Regions from separate parts of the Homo sapiens genome. Here regions 1 and 2 are each linked to region 3. The links are chromatin loops, found by intact Hi-C in ENCODE. Cell type or tissue: PC-9. All regions are shown on one strand.

What was found. Peaks named below come from ENCODE experiments on the same cell type or tissue, not always from the same donor. Only the 100,000 strongest peaks of a DNase experiment are listed, where the experiment ranks them.
Region 1: it touches region 3 in a loop (16-fold over the local background); 8 of 110 quality-filtered maps call a loop at or near these places.
Region 2: a loop joins it to region 3, with 17 times the contacts of the local background. A loop is called at or near these places in 5 of 110 quality-filtered maps.

What each region holds. Positions count from the first base shown.
Region 1 is chr6:11,411,723-11,416,722 of GRCh38, reverse strand. No RefSeq gene overlaps it. Among named protein-coding and RNA genes, the nearest start is that of TMEM170B, 120 kb to the left of the region's middle. In PC-9, no CTCF peak of the experiment used is centred here; DNase peaks (open chromatin) are centred at 438, 1,912, 2,822 and 4,522; H3K4me3 peaks cover 236 bases; H3K27ac peaks cover 4,995 bases.
Region 2 is chr6:11,205,451-11,210,450 of GRCh38, reverse strand. The region is part of intron 2 of NEDD9 (neural precursor cell expressed, developmentally down-regulated 9); the gene reads left to right. Among named protein-coding and RNA genes, the nearest start is that of NEDD9, 25 kb to the left of the region's middle. In PC-9, no CTCF peak of the experiment used is centred here; a DNase peak (open chromatin) is centred at 3,030; H3K4me3 peaks cover 642 bases; H3K27ac peaks cover 4,197 bases.
Region 3 is chr6:11,341,811-11,346,810 of GRCh38, reverse strand. It overlaps a transcript of NEDD9 not described here. Among named protein-coding and RNA genes, the nearest start is that of NEDD9, 110 kb to the right of the region's middle. RefSeq lists an enhancer at 1,655-2,854. In PC-9, no CTCF peak of the experiment used is centred here; a DNase peak (open chromatin) is centred at 2,330; H3K27ac peaks cover 3,564 bases.

The DNA.
Region 1 (5,000 bases), 70 kb before region 3:
TGCTCTGTGTCTAGCTAATCTAGTAGGGACTTGGAGAACTTTTGTGTTTAGCTAAAGGATTGTAAACGCACCAATCAGCACTCTGTGTCTAGCTCAGGGATTGTAAATGCACCAATCAGCACCCTGTCAAAACAGACCAATCAGCTCTCTGTAAAATGGGCCAATCAGCAGGATGTGGGTGGGGCCAAAGAAGGGAATAAAAGCAGGCTGCTCCAGCCCGGCAGTGGCAATTTGGTTGGGTGTGCTTGTACTCTGTGTAAGCTTTGTTTTTTGGTTCTTTAAAATAAATCTTGATGTTGTTGATTCTTTGGGTCAGCATTGCACTGCTCTTGTGAGCTGTAACAGTCACTGCAAAGGTCTGTAGTTTCACTCTTGAAGCCAGCAAGACCGTGAAAGGGTAATGAACAACTCCAGACACATCACCTTAAGAGCTATAACACTCATCAGGAAGGTATGCAGTTTAACTCTTGAAGCCAGCAAGACCACGAACCCACCAGAAGGAAAAAACCCTGAACCTGTCTGAACAGCTGAAGGAACAAACTCCAGACCCACAACCTTTAAGAACTGTAACACTCACTGCAAGGGTTTGCGGCTTTACCCTTTAAGTTAGGGAGACCAAGAACCCACTGATTTCAGTCACCAGAGGATTTCAGGAAAGAATCATGCTCAAAATGTTCAGTAAAATTAACTCAGACTAAAGTTTTATTCCCCAACTATGATTTAAAAAATGAGAAGAAATAGGCCAGGTGGGGTGGCTCACACCTGTAATCCCATCAGTTTGGGATGCTGAGGTGGGGTGGATCATAAGGTTGGGAGATTGAGACCGTACTGGCTAATACGGAGGAAACCTGTGTCTACTAAAAATACAAAAAATGAGCTGGGGGTGGTGGCACGTGCCTGTAGTCCCATCTACGCAGGAGGCTGAGGCAGGAGCATCGCTTGAACTTGGGAGGCAGAGGTTGCAGTGAACCGAGACCACAGCAGTGCACTCCAGCCTGGGCAACAGAGTGAGACTCCATCTCAAAAAAAAAAAAAAAAAAAAAAGACAAAGGCAACTTTAGACCTTTAGACTCTTAAAGAGCCTAGAGAGTTTACCATTAATTGATGCTCATGAGCACAAATATTAAAGGATATATTTAAGCAAAAAGAAAAGTCGACCCAGAGGGAAGGCACATAGGATACAAGAAAGAGTGGTAAACACAATATTAACAAATTGTCGGTTTATTAATTTAATGTTGACAATTTTAAAAGCTAGTTTAGCAATTTTGGGAAATCTTTAAAATCTCTAGGAGGTAGTTATTTAATAGGTAGTTAAATATACCCAGGGGTTTTGTAACATTCAGGAATTTTCTCAATAAATTTAGATGTTAGGAAAAATATTATAGTTGAAGATTAGAGATGGTAATTGAAATACCTTAAAATGATAGAAATGCTTCCAAGCCAACAGTGGGGGGTAATATTCATGAAGGATATTATTAAAAAACAGCTTTATCCAAAAGAAGGCATGGAAATACATTTTTTAAATCCAATAAAAATGGATAGTAAAAGGAAAATAGGGTAGTAGAAATAAATGCAAATATATCAGTGATTATGACAGTGAAAATGAATTAAATGCATCTGATAAATGACAGAAACTAACAGATAGAGCTTTGTAAGCTAGCTAGTTGATGTCTATAAGAAACACTAAAAATCTCCAGCACAATCAGACAGAAAGATTGAAAGTAATGGGAAAAGTGAAAACTTGCAATTAATAATTGTTAAATAAGTAGAAGGCCATTAGCCTGAGGCTGTGTTGATTCTTTGAATTCCTACATAACAAACTGCAACCTAACTTAGTGCGTAAACAAACTGAAACTTAATTTAGGAGTTCAACAAATAGCTGAGTTTCAGCCAATCACAGGCAGCCAACTCATTATGCCATGCCCAAACAGGAAAGTGCCACATCACACCAGGTTCAAATAAAGTTGAAGTTTACCTGTAACCAATCAGGTGATTTCTCTACTTTGCTTCTGTGTTCAGCCTGTAAAAGCTTGCTGCTTGCATTGCTAGGCAGAGCTCTCTGAACCCCTTCTGGCTTGAATGCTTCCTGATTCATGAATCTTTCTTTGCTCAAATAAAGTCTGCCAAATTTAATTAGTCTAAAGTTTTTATTTTAACATAAGCAAAGAAATTTTGTGTAACAATATCAGTATTAGACAAAATAGAATTTCAGACATAATGCATTAGTAAGAGTAAAGATAAGTACACATGGTAACAAAAATTGAAATTCACTAAGAGATAGGAAACACAAACATATCTGGAAAACTTTTGACATGTCTTCTTAGGTAACTCATGAGGACAAAAAGGGAAATCACAGTAAATGTTGCAAAATATTCAAATACCTACGTATTTTAAGCCTATGATTTTAGGGACATAGACATTTATGACAGAATTAAAAAATATTTACAACAGAATAAAAGTACTACCTATAAAAATGTTAGCTGTAAGTGCTTCTTAAAGGTAAACATGTAATTTTAATTAAATTAATTAATAAAGTAAATATAATTAAGTTTAAGAAAGAGCAATCTAAAGAAGTTTTAAGAAAGCAGAAATTAATAATATAGAAACAAGAGAAGCAGTAGAGAGGATGAAAAGAATCAATACCTGTTTTTTAAATGACTTCACAAAAATATAATTCACATACTAGTTCGCTCATTTAAAGTGAACAATTCAGTGATTTTTAGTATATTCACATAATTACACAACCTTACCACAATCTAATTATAGAATATGTTCATCACCCCAAAAAGAAACCCTGAGCTTCTCCTAGAAATCACTAGGCAATTAGTCACTACCTAGAGGTCACTAGGCAACCACTAATCTTTCTTTTTCCTTACACATATAGTAATAAAAATTAACAACAACAACAAAAACTTTTCACAATGAAAAGCCCAGGTGCAAGTGGCTTCACTGGTGAATTCTACCAAACATTTAAAGAAGAATGCCAACCCTTCGTAAACTTTTCCAAAAAATAAAAGATGAGAGGCTTTCTTCTATAAGACCAGTATTACCTGACACCAAAACCAAAGATATCGAAAGAAAGGAAAACTACATGCAAACTCTGTAATGTGACAAGAAATTTTGGCATCATTCAGCCTCAAAAGTCAATTCTGTCATCCAGCAGTAAGAAAGTTGACCATGAAGAACGTGCATTATATGCACGCGTCTAAGACTTCTTAATGGCGGCAAGTTTGATTTGCCCACATTGACATAGATGGGTGCATGCCCACAAGAGGGAGCCTCCAAAAATGGCAGCTGGACTTAGATTCCATGACACTATATATTCCATTCCTATTTGCACACATAGCATGTTAAAGTTTGGAAGCTCCTCCCCTTTGAAGGAAATGCACTAGTTTCATGAACGAGAGCAAGGCCACCCCATGAATAACTGTTGAACTAAGCTGTCAGGATGTATTCATTTTCACTCTCAGAGATGCTTTCCTCATTATCACCCACAGCAACTCAGTCCCCTGAGCTTTCCTCTCCACTCCTTGTCAAAGTCTCTGAGAATGTTCATTTACATTAAAGTATAATGAATAACAATACAAAAAAATATTTCAGTCAGATTATGTGCATTTCACCAAAGATTTGAGCTTAAAGCTGAAGACTGGACATTGATCTGTTATCAGACAATTTTTAAAAATTATTTTTTGGTAGAATAGAGTCTTGCTATGATGCCCAGGCTGTTCTCAAACTCCTGGACTCAAGTAATCCTCCCTTTTCAGCCTCCCAAAATGCTGGGATTACAGGCATGAGCCACCATGCCCCTCCTGTCATCAGACAAGTTGATAAGGACAAATTTAAGGGGAAAAACCTTGTGAGTACAGACAGCCTCTGATTTTCCTAGTACCTAAAAACAGTACATTTACCAAGAATCTACTTTAACTCTGATGCCAAATTCTAGGAAACTGGAAACAAAGAAGTAAGCACTCTTGGTATGCCTATTTGCATATAGCGCCTGAAATTTGTCCAGCTATACATAGAAGAGGTTCTGTAAGCAAAAAAGGTACACAAAGAAAACATATTTATCCGCAAGTCATGTTTTCTAGATGAATCTTGTGTTTCGTCCCAAAGATATATATTTAATGAAGATTATTGAAAACCTTTGTAGATGCAGTCTCAGAAATATGTATAAATGACTTTAAAACTCCTGTTAATTTCCATAACACGTGACTCTCAAACAGACCTTTATACTCCTTTAAGGATTTAAAAGACATTTCTAGTATCTGATAAACAGTCACTTTAAATCACAAGTATTTACCACTATAATCACGGGGGAATGTGTGGCTCAGCCTCTGAAAGCCCCATTTCCCTCCTTTGCCCCTGAGATTAAGAGCATCCAAAAGACAGGTATTGTGTTTGCTCTGGGACCATGCAGTCCCTTAATTCCCATTGGCACCATCTGGACTAATTCCATTTTAAGACCAACTAGGTGGGGTCTCTAATCACTGGCAGATCTCTTATCACCAAGTCAGATCTCTGCAACTACCAATGGCTTAATCCTTCTTCCCTTGCAATGCCATATAAAGTGTTAGTCCTCGGCTGTTCTAGTAGAAAAATAGCAGAAGGCTGCAGTGTAGGAAATCTGATGAAACACAGAGTGACCTCATGAGTTAAAAATGGGGACAACCAAAAAACAAAATGAATGGTGGAAAGAACTTAAGTTTCTATTAATGTCTTTAGGTTACAAAAGTAGGGCAAAGGGTTCACAGGAAGGCAAATGTGTAGATAGAAGCCAACAAAAAAAGAGCATTCAGTGGAGGAGTACTTCTGGGATGGCGCTGGGAGACTGCTCATTTTATTTTATTATGTAATAAAAAGGAAAAATGGAGGTGTTTTTGTTCAAGAGGATCAGACCAAAGGGGTATGCAGTATACGCTGTGAACTCATTCAGAGGAACCAACATATTTTAGAGTAAAGTTGTCTAAAAATAACTTGCTTCAACAGTTCTGGGACATTTT
Region 2 (5,000 bases), 140 kb after region 3:
ATTTTTCATCTGTAAGATAATATGAGCCCAGAACTAGATATGCCTGGTAGTTTAAGCTATGGTCTTTAAAAGCTCTTGAATAAGAAAATAAGGAGGCAGTGGAATCTTATTCTGAGCCACCGGGGTGGGGTTTAAAAATGTTAATGGGCATAGAATCACCCAGAGAGGTAGGGCAGTGAGTTTAAATGCAGATTCCCAGGTCTTTCCCTCAGAGAAATTAATCCAGTAGGTCTGGTTGGGGGCCCAGGAATCTGCATCTTATTGAGCTCCTTGCATAGTTTTGTGGGTGGTGGCCTAGGACTAGACTTTGAGAAACACTGTAAAGGGACCATGAAGGGGCTGGGACATGCTCCAATCTGATTATGATTTGGGACTTTCCATAGTTCAAAATTCCCTTGATATTGCTACAGACTGTGGGCTTCCGAAGTTTTACCCAGCACTGCTTTTTTCTACTAATGAATCACTTAAGGAAAAAAAAAAGACAGTGAATTCTGCCTTCTATCACTTCAACTTTGCTCTCTTGGAAACTCCAACCTCTACCCACCCTCTTGCATCCCCTCCACACTAACTGACATTCATCACATATTAAATCAGCATTTAGAGAAAGAAATATAGTCATAAAATCCCCACCCTTTTAGGAAACAAGCAGACAGTGTGAGAATTGTGGAGAGAGTAAGGCCTTCAGGGTTCAGCTGATGCTGGGTTGTTTCTCCATAGCTGTATATCCTTTGGTAAGTTACTGACCATCTCTACGCCTTGGTTTCTTCATCTGTTTAATGGGAATGATACTAACTACTTCATAGGCTGTCGTGAGAATTAAACAGAAGCATACATAGAAAGTCCCTGGCTCAGTGCTTAGCATGGCAGGGGCTTAAAAGAATGCATTCCTCTCACCTTGCGTTTCCTTTCTCAGAGTTTATTTCCTACTACATCAGCCCTGTTGTGTTTCTTACGACACACCGAAGGTACAAGTGCTTTCTTGCTAACACATATGCTGTGTTTTTTGAGTGTGTGGCTTTCTCTTTGGTTCTGCAAGAATTCTGCAAAGGGTGGAAAAAAACTCTCCAAGTTATCTGAAAACCATATACGCTGACACCTTTACTTAATTTCATTGGTCTTTTTCACTCTGTGTTTTGTGCACAGGGCCGTTTTATCCATTAGGCGTTGTAGGCAATATGCCCAGTGCCTATAAGAATGTTTGGGAGCTGAATAAAAGATCTTTTGACTCCAAAATATGAAACACAAAAACTGCAAAATAGAAATTAATAAACATTTAGGTCAATGTCTAGGAAACCATATCATGTCTGCCCCATTAATTGTTTTATTTAGGGCTTATAACTATTTCATCATATTAGAAAACAGTATGTAGGTTATATTTTTCTCACTTTGCAAAGATTTCTAAATATGCATCATGGTTGCCAAGAACCCACAGGCAATCCTAAATTAAATAAGTTACTCATAGTCGAATAATTTGAAAAACTGAATTATAAAGGAAGAAAAAAAGTTTTCAATTTTTAACAGCAAAAATTCTACTTAATATGGGATTATGGTTTGGGGTAAATGAAATCTACAAATGTTCAAAACCAAAAGCCTAAAAAGATCTAAAATAGTCTCATTTCTCTGCTTCAAAGATCAGTGAAATTGCTACCTGAGTTCATCCATTTCACAGTTGATCTGCATGGGAAATTATATGTGCTTCTCTGATTTTTCTTTGGATGTGTCGCTTTTATTCTAACTGCTGGAACTATTTGTTGTACCTCTTTCTGAAGATCAGTTTGGGGCTAAATTACAAGCTCCATCAGCACAGGGGCCATGGCTGCCTCCTGACTGCTGTAGGCTGAGCACTTGGTAGAGCATCAGCCCACAGATAGCAGCCCAGTGAACCAATGAACAGGTGGAAGCAAGAATCAAAGTGTTAAATGAGAGTTAACCTTTAATTAACTGAAAGGTGGTTCTGATCTTATCACACATCCACCCTCACACGCTGCTGCTCGAATCCCATGGTTCAGCTCATTACCATCTGGTATGAGAGGTGTCAGATTATATACAGTCATTTCCCTCGCTGAAGGACCTTCCAGAATGTCACTGCCTGTGTCCTGTAAGGGTAACTATTCATATACAATCAATGAGCACCTTGATGCAAAGCATGAGTGATGTAAAGAAGGGCTTATCTGAGAGTTTAACTTCTGTGCATTTTGCCCAATTTAGACAAGATTAGTTAACTCCTCTGTGGTCACCTAAGGAGGAAAACTAGGCTTTTTTTTTTTTTTTTTGAGTCAGGGTCTCGCTCTGTCACCCATGCTGAAGTGCGGTGGTGCCATCTCGGCTCACTGCAACTTCTGGCTCCTGGGTTCAAGCGATTCTCATTCCTCAGCCTGCCCAGTAGCTGGGACTATAGGCATGCGCTACCAAGCCTGGCTAATTTTTGTGCTTTTAGTAGAGACGGGGTTTTGCCATGTTGGCCAGGCTGGTCTTGAACTCCTGGCCTCAGGTGATATGCCCGCTTCAGGTTCCCAAAGTGCTGGGATAATAGGCATGAGCCACTGCGCCTGGCCTAACTTTTTCTACTGAGGGGCAGAACTTCCTTTGCATATGTTATGATTTACCTAGAATGCCTTTCCCTTCTATTTTCCCTGTGAACTCCTATCCATTCTTTAAAACCCACTCCAAGGTTCATCCCCCTCATGAAGCTTCCTCTCTGCAACCCAGCAGTTTCTCCCTTCCCTATGGTCCCAGAATGTGTTGTATATTCCATTGATCTCAAGGGCTTCTTAAAAATGGAATGGTCTGCCATTGCAATGTGTGTGATGGTCTGGACTGGGGTAAGTATTGCTTTGAGGTGGCACTTGGAAAACTGAAGTAATATTCAGATTTACCAAGATCCTATGACATCATCTTTAAGGACCATTTTCTACCTTCCAAAATGGGTCACGGCCAAATGTTGGCAGGAAATGATTCAAAGGTTTTAGCCAGGTCTTCCAGGCCCATTCCTGAAAGGTAATGTAAGAAACAGAAATAGATTAGCTACAATGTTTGTACCTTCCTAGACACTGAGTCATCACAAATTACACACATACACGTACATACACATACACATACACACACACAGACACCCATAAGCTGTTGGCTAAGGAACAAGGACTTCCCTTATTGGAATTTGAGGCATTGTGCAATCTGGTTGCCCAGAGCGACACTCAGATACTAGCCAACTAAGTGCTATATATTAGCAGCATGACTTGTCTAACAACAAGCAAAAAATAGGTTTAGAGGAAATGAAAGCTTCCAGAAAAGTTAAATTCTGACTTCACCTCACTTTCTCCTGTTCCTTGCCTATACACACACAAAATACGTACACACCCAAAAAATACTCCTAGGGCAGAGGGTACTTCGGTTTCCTCATTTATAAATCAATAAAGTACAACTATGTTCCAGAATTGTACATTTCTACATAAAGATAATCCTAATGTATATGAATTGTTTGCCTCGATACATGGGTTTTGGGGCTATGCAGAGAACTGTACTTGCCATCTAAAATGTCACCCCTGAAGTTTCAAGATACATTTTAATATTACACAAAACTGGAGGTCATTCAGCTCTTGAAGGGCAGGACTTTATGAGCTCACTTTGAAAATGAGAAGTTATCTTTTCTCAGACAAGTCACCCGAGCCAAAGCAATGAGCAAACTCTAACACCCCTCCTTAAAAATTAACAAAGGTCCTTTTTGTTTGGCCAGTGCCAAAGCCTTCAAACTCAGTTGCACTTCGTTCTAAATTTTATAGATAATGCATATTTCTAAGAGTGCATTAGTAACTTCTTATAAACCCACACCAAAGCAAACAGAGGTTAACCCTCCTTTTTCAATGATTTCATGCTAAATGACTGTGCTTATCAGAGTGAAGAGGTAAGAGACTGCTTTAATATGATGTCTGGCTAAGTAGGAGAACACTGTGAGAGAGAGAAAACAGAATAAATTTATTTATTTAATTTCATGATAAACAATATTCGTTGAACACATCTTTTTTTTTATTTTTGAGATGGAGTTTCACTCTTGTTGTCCAGGCTGGAATGCAATGGCGCAATCTTGGCTCACTGCAACCTCCGCCTCCCAGGTTCAAGCGATTCTCCTGTCTCCGCCTCCCAAGTAGCTGGGATTACAGGTGCCCACCACCTTGCCCGGCTAATTTTTGTATTTTTAGTAGAGACGGGGTTTCATCATATTGGTCAGGCTGGTCTCAAACTCCTGATCTCAGGTGATCTGCCCACCTCGGCCTCCCAAAGTGCTGGGATTACAGACATGAGCCATCACGCCCGGCCTGGTTGTACAAATCTTTAAAAAAAGACTTGCTTGACTACATTGTGCAAAATGCAGAACTAGAAACTGTCAGCAATCAAAAGCACTTCATTCTAACTAGCTGTGCCTTAAACGTTGTCAAGATAACTTCTAGAGAGATGTGCTGCTCCTGTTTAAAGTGTGTCAGTGCCACTCACATAGGACAATGTGTGTTCCTCAAAAGTCGGATGTAGGTCGGGCGCAGTGGCGCATGCCTGTAATTCCAGCACTTTGGAAGGCCGAAGTGGGTAGATCACCTGAGGTCAGGAGTTTGCAACCAGTCTGACTGATACCATGAAACCCCGTCTCCACTAAATACAAAAAAATTAGCCAGGCATGGTGGTGCATGCCTGTTAATCCGAGTTACTTCGGAGGCTGAGACAGGAGAATCGCTTGTACCTGGGAGGCAGAGGTTGCAGTGAGCTGAGATCACGCCATTGCACTCCAGCCTGGGCAACAAGAGCAAAACTCTGTCTCAAAAAAAAAAAAAAGTAGGATGTAACTCCAGTAACATTTGAAGAGTGCCAAGGAGTCCTCTCTTTAAAGGGATCCTACAGTATATCAGTTTTTTGAAGCAAAGAAGCCTTTAGCAATGCCACAATCGCCTCTGATTTATTTGATTAATTTTTGTAATACTTGGTTTTCTTAAAGCATGGCACACTTAAACCAG
Region 3 (5,000 bases):
ATGGGTGCCCATGAGCCAGCCCCCTACTAAGCACAAATTCAGGGTTGCTGCCCTAAGCAGCTACTGGCTGAGTGATCAAAGCAAGTCAAGAGCCTTGAAAAGTTGAAAGTGGCTGCTCAACCAGCAGTCAGTCCAGATCCTATCTATAACTCCAGTCCTCCCCAGCCCCCTCCTTCCCCGATGAGAGTCCAGACCAGCCTCAAACAGAAACTATGGAGATGAATCAAAGACAGAGCCAAGACATCTTTGCCTGGGAATTCTAGTGTATCCATCATAATTGGGTTTATTTTACCCAGTAAAGAGAGGGCTTTCCACTCACCTCGGGGGGGGGGGCCTCCGAGCCTTCTTATAACAGTACAACGAAAGTGAACCACAGACATTTGTTCCCTTAATTAACAGCGTTGCTCTTTTGGGTGGGTCTTGAACTGTTAGCACTGGTCTCCCACATTCTTTAGTCAGTTAAGGGCTGCCACCATCATGACATGGAATAGTAGGACTGGGAGAATGTACTGAATCAGTACCTAGTGCAGAACAAAACCCTTCCATGGAACATAAAAGGTACAAATATTACATTCACAGCCATGTTTGTTCATTCAAAGAGCATCTTCTGAAGACTTTCTGTGTGCCAGACACTGTCCCCAGTGCTGGAGAAAATAGACAAGATCCCTGTTATCATGGAGCTTATATGCTAATGGTGGAGACACAAAAAAGCCAAATAAATAAATAAACACGCTAGACCATGTCAGAGAGTGGCAAGTGCCATGAAGAACCTGAAAATGAGACATGGTGTTGTAGGAGATGCCTTAGATAGGGAGGTCCTGGGGGCAGAGTACCTGGAGGTCTGAGATCAGAGCTTTTACGCAAACAGAGCAGGTGCAGAAGTTGTGTTCGAGGAACAACCAGGAGGCCAGTTGGCCTGCAAGGCATGAGCCAGGGAATGGTGGTACAAGATAAACTTGGAAATTGTTTATGCTCTGTCTCTCACACTGACTTGGCCTTCGATCTCAGCTAAAATGCTGCTTTACTTCCTACTGTATTGGTGTTTGCAACCAATGCATGATGTGTCATGTACTTTCTACTCAGAGAAAAGTCCTCTACCAGTGTTGATGAGGGTGAAAAGATCATTCCTACTCCAGGAAGTCTCTTTGGAAACTTGGTGGCGGAAGACAGGAGAGCTAAGAGCAGTTCCCATCTTGTATGATCTAAGGTTCCCCTGGAAGTGAAGCCACGATCCCCTGTAGCTATCACAGCATAGGGATGTGCGGAGATCCTGGCTCCACATATAGTTGGCAGGAGGTGAGTCTCCTTTAAGGTGTTCAAATGTAGCACACACACACACACACTCTCTCTCTCTCACCTGCTGTCTTGCTCGATGCTCCATCTCTTCTATTGCTGTCCTGAGAACCAAGACAGCTCCATGTACAAGTAACTCAAAACCCTGACACTCCCTCACACTGCCCAAAACAAGACACTGTCAAAATAAGTCACAGATGTCACAGTTCCTTGTCACTCAGTTTTCTTGGCTTAGATTTAAAGCATTAAATCAGCTCATCTTCATCTCTCATTCCCTAGCCCCAGCTCTTCCCTGCTGAGTTATCTTTGATATTCCCTTGGGTGGATTTCTTCTCCCTCCTTCTTCTCTAAGAATCTGTAAGTTTATTTTCTCTCTTACTCTCACTCCCCTTCTCATCCTGCCTCACCCCGGTCCCTCTTTCTAAGCCCTCTTCTCCACCGCCCTATTCTAGACAAGATCTTACAAAAATACCTTTCTTCCATAATATCTTCTCTACTTCCACAAGAATTCCCCCAGATTCCTTTCCTTTTTGTTGAAAGGGCTGACTCCTGGCATTTATAATTTTAACCAGCAGAAGGGCTTGAAATGAGAAGTATGAGTACTTCGACTCTTTTCCACACCTGTTCCCAATCTCCACTTTTTTTTGAATACTGACTCTGTAATGGGTGGAGAGTAGGGGAAAAGAAAGAGAGATGGGAAAACAAGAAATGAAAGGGATTTTTAGTAATAAAAGCAAATGAGGAGATAAGGTAACTGTGTTCTGAACATCAGGGCTGGAGAGGCTGATGCTCATGATGGACACAGGAGGAGAGGCGCAGTGCTGGCTAACAACCTGGACACAGCACCAAGCAGATTGTAGTCACATGCTAAAGCATGTGCTATGCCATCTAGGTGCAGTAGAGATCAGCCATAGGCTGGAGTTTGCCCCGAAGGAGGTGGCATTGAGGTCACACACTGCAGAGTCATCCACATGACTTTGTAGATTGGAATCTTATTTTATCAACTGCTTACCTGAAATAAACATGCCCCACCTGAAACTTAAATGCAGCTTGATCTTTTCTTTGGAAGAGTGTGATGCTTACGACAGGAATGTGTTGCCATGGGATGCTGCTGATATTTTGTCCACACTCCTATCTTAGCCTTTCGCCACTTTGAAGGTGCCCTCTTTCTCCAGGATAAACATCTTCAACAACGGGGACTTTCCAACAGAGTGGACCAGGTGAATTTTTTTAACTCTCTGGAATTTGATGTTATGTGAGATTTCTAACTGTGGAATTGCGCTCACATTCATGTTAGAATATTATGTCTATCACATATTCTTATCAGCACATTTTTGTAGCCAGAGATGTATGCAACCCAAGTGTCATGAGCCCACTACACCTAAGAGTTTAGACTTACTAATTCACTGAAAACTTAAAAGAGGCCAGGATGTAGTAGATTGCTTGGTGATAGATAGCAGCCTACTCACCCTGTCTCTTGAGAAATAACTTCACTTCTCTCCCCCTTATCCTAATTCTCTAAAACAGTCCTATCTTCCAATGGATAAAGTACAGACAGATATCTGGTTACCTTTATTGTAAACATCTATAGTTCACCCAAGAGCCTAGATGAAGCACCTCACATAGCATGCCAACTGCTGGCCCGTGTATTTAGTCTATGTTTAATACCCTTTTACTTAGGTTTCTTGCCCTGTAAATTGGAATTAGACTAAAATCTGGTGTCTTGAGTTTCACAGCATATTGAGTTTCACAGTATGATTTTAGCCTGTCTACTCATCTTATATCTGATAGCAGTAAAGAAGGTAAATTCATTCATTCATATATTCCTTTATTCATTCATTCATGTAAATTTATTGAGCATGCATTTTGTGCTAGGCACTGTTCTTGGTATGGTCCACAGCTCTGAACATAACAGGCAAAAGTTCTTGCCCAAATGGAAGTTACATTCTAGGAGGTAATATAAAGCAAGACAAAAATATCCAGTGTGTTAGACAGAGATATGTGCTAGGGAGTAGTGGAGTAGTGGGGTGCAGTTTTAAATAGGGTACTCAGGGAAAGCCTCATTGAGAAGGTACTTTTTTTTTTTTTTGAGACAGAGCCACCTTCTGTTGCCCAGGCTAGAGTGCAGTGGCGCCATCTCCACTCACTGCAACCTCTGCCTCCCAGATTCAAGCAATTCTCCTGCCTCAGCCTCCTGAGTAGCTGGGATTACAGGCGCATGACACCACACCCAGCTAATTTTTTGTACTTTTAGTAGAAACGGGGTTTCACCATGTTAGTCAGGCTGGTCTCGAACTCCTGACCTCATGATCCACCCGCCTCAGCCTCCCAAAGTGCTGGGATTACAGACGTGAGCCACGGCACTGGGCCGAAGTTACCTTTTTTAAGGTTTTTTTTTTCAGCCAATGTTACCATGGTGTAATTTATCTTCTGTAAAATTCCCACATTTTAAGTGTACAGATGAGTGGCTTTTGACTAATGTATACATCCACTACCCTAATCAAGCTACAGAAAATTTCCATTTCCTTGAAACGTCCCTCTTTCTTTTTCATATTTAGTCTCCTACTCCCACTCAAGCTACCACAGATACTATTTACATCATTATAGGTTAGTTTTTCCTGTCCTAGAATTTAATATGCAACTATGCATGTTAAGTCTTTTGAATGTGGCTTCCTTTGGTTAGTTGAAGCCATGTTACTGCATTTATCAGTCATTATTTTTTTATTACTGAGTCTATTGTATGAATGTTTTATAATTTGTTTACTCAGTTACTTATTGTTTCTATTACTCTTCATTCTTTGTGTGGTTTCTTCCTGGTACTATTCTCTTTATACTGAAGAACATCCTTTAGCATTGCCTGTAGTTCAGATCTGCTTGTGATGAATCTTCTCAGATTTTGCTTATCTGAAAATGTCTTCATTTCACCTTCAATTTTGAAGACTATTTTTATTCAATTTATATAGAATTCTGTGTGAATAGGATTTTTACATCTCCAAAGATGTTGTTTCATTGTCTTCTAGCCTCTACTGTTTCTGATGAGCACTAGTAATAATTCTTAACTTTGTTCCTCTGTATGTGTCTTTTTCTTTGGCTGCTTTTAACATTCTACTTTATCTTCAGTGTTCAGTCATTTGACTGATGTACTTAGGTGGGGCTTCCTTTATCTTCATCTTACTTGGGCTTCGTGGATTTTTAAGTCATTTTTTAAAATTTTGGGAAGCTCTTGGCCACTATTTCTTCAGATATTTTTTCTGCTCTCTCTCTCTCTCTCCTCCTTCTGGGACACCAAATAGACGTAAGTTAGACTGTCTGATATTGTTCCATAGGTCTTTGACCCTTTGTTCATTTTTTCCTTAATATTTTTTATTTCTGTTCTTCAGATTTGATATTTTCTACTGCTGTGTCTCCAACTTCACTTTTTCTTCTATCATCTCCAACCTGCTGGCAAGCTCTTCCGATGAATGATTCACTTCAGGCATTGCACAATTCTAGAATTTCCATTTGTTTCTTTTTAGGGTTCCCATTTATCTACTAAAAATTCCTCATTTACTCACAACTTAGGGCCATTTGTCTCTAATTAATTAATATATTTTTTGAATATATATTGTAAAACATATATGTTTTAATGTCTTTATTTTCTAAATCCAACATTTGGTCCATCTTAGAATAGTTCCTTTGCTTTCATTTTTTACTATGGATTACACTAC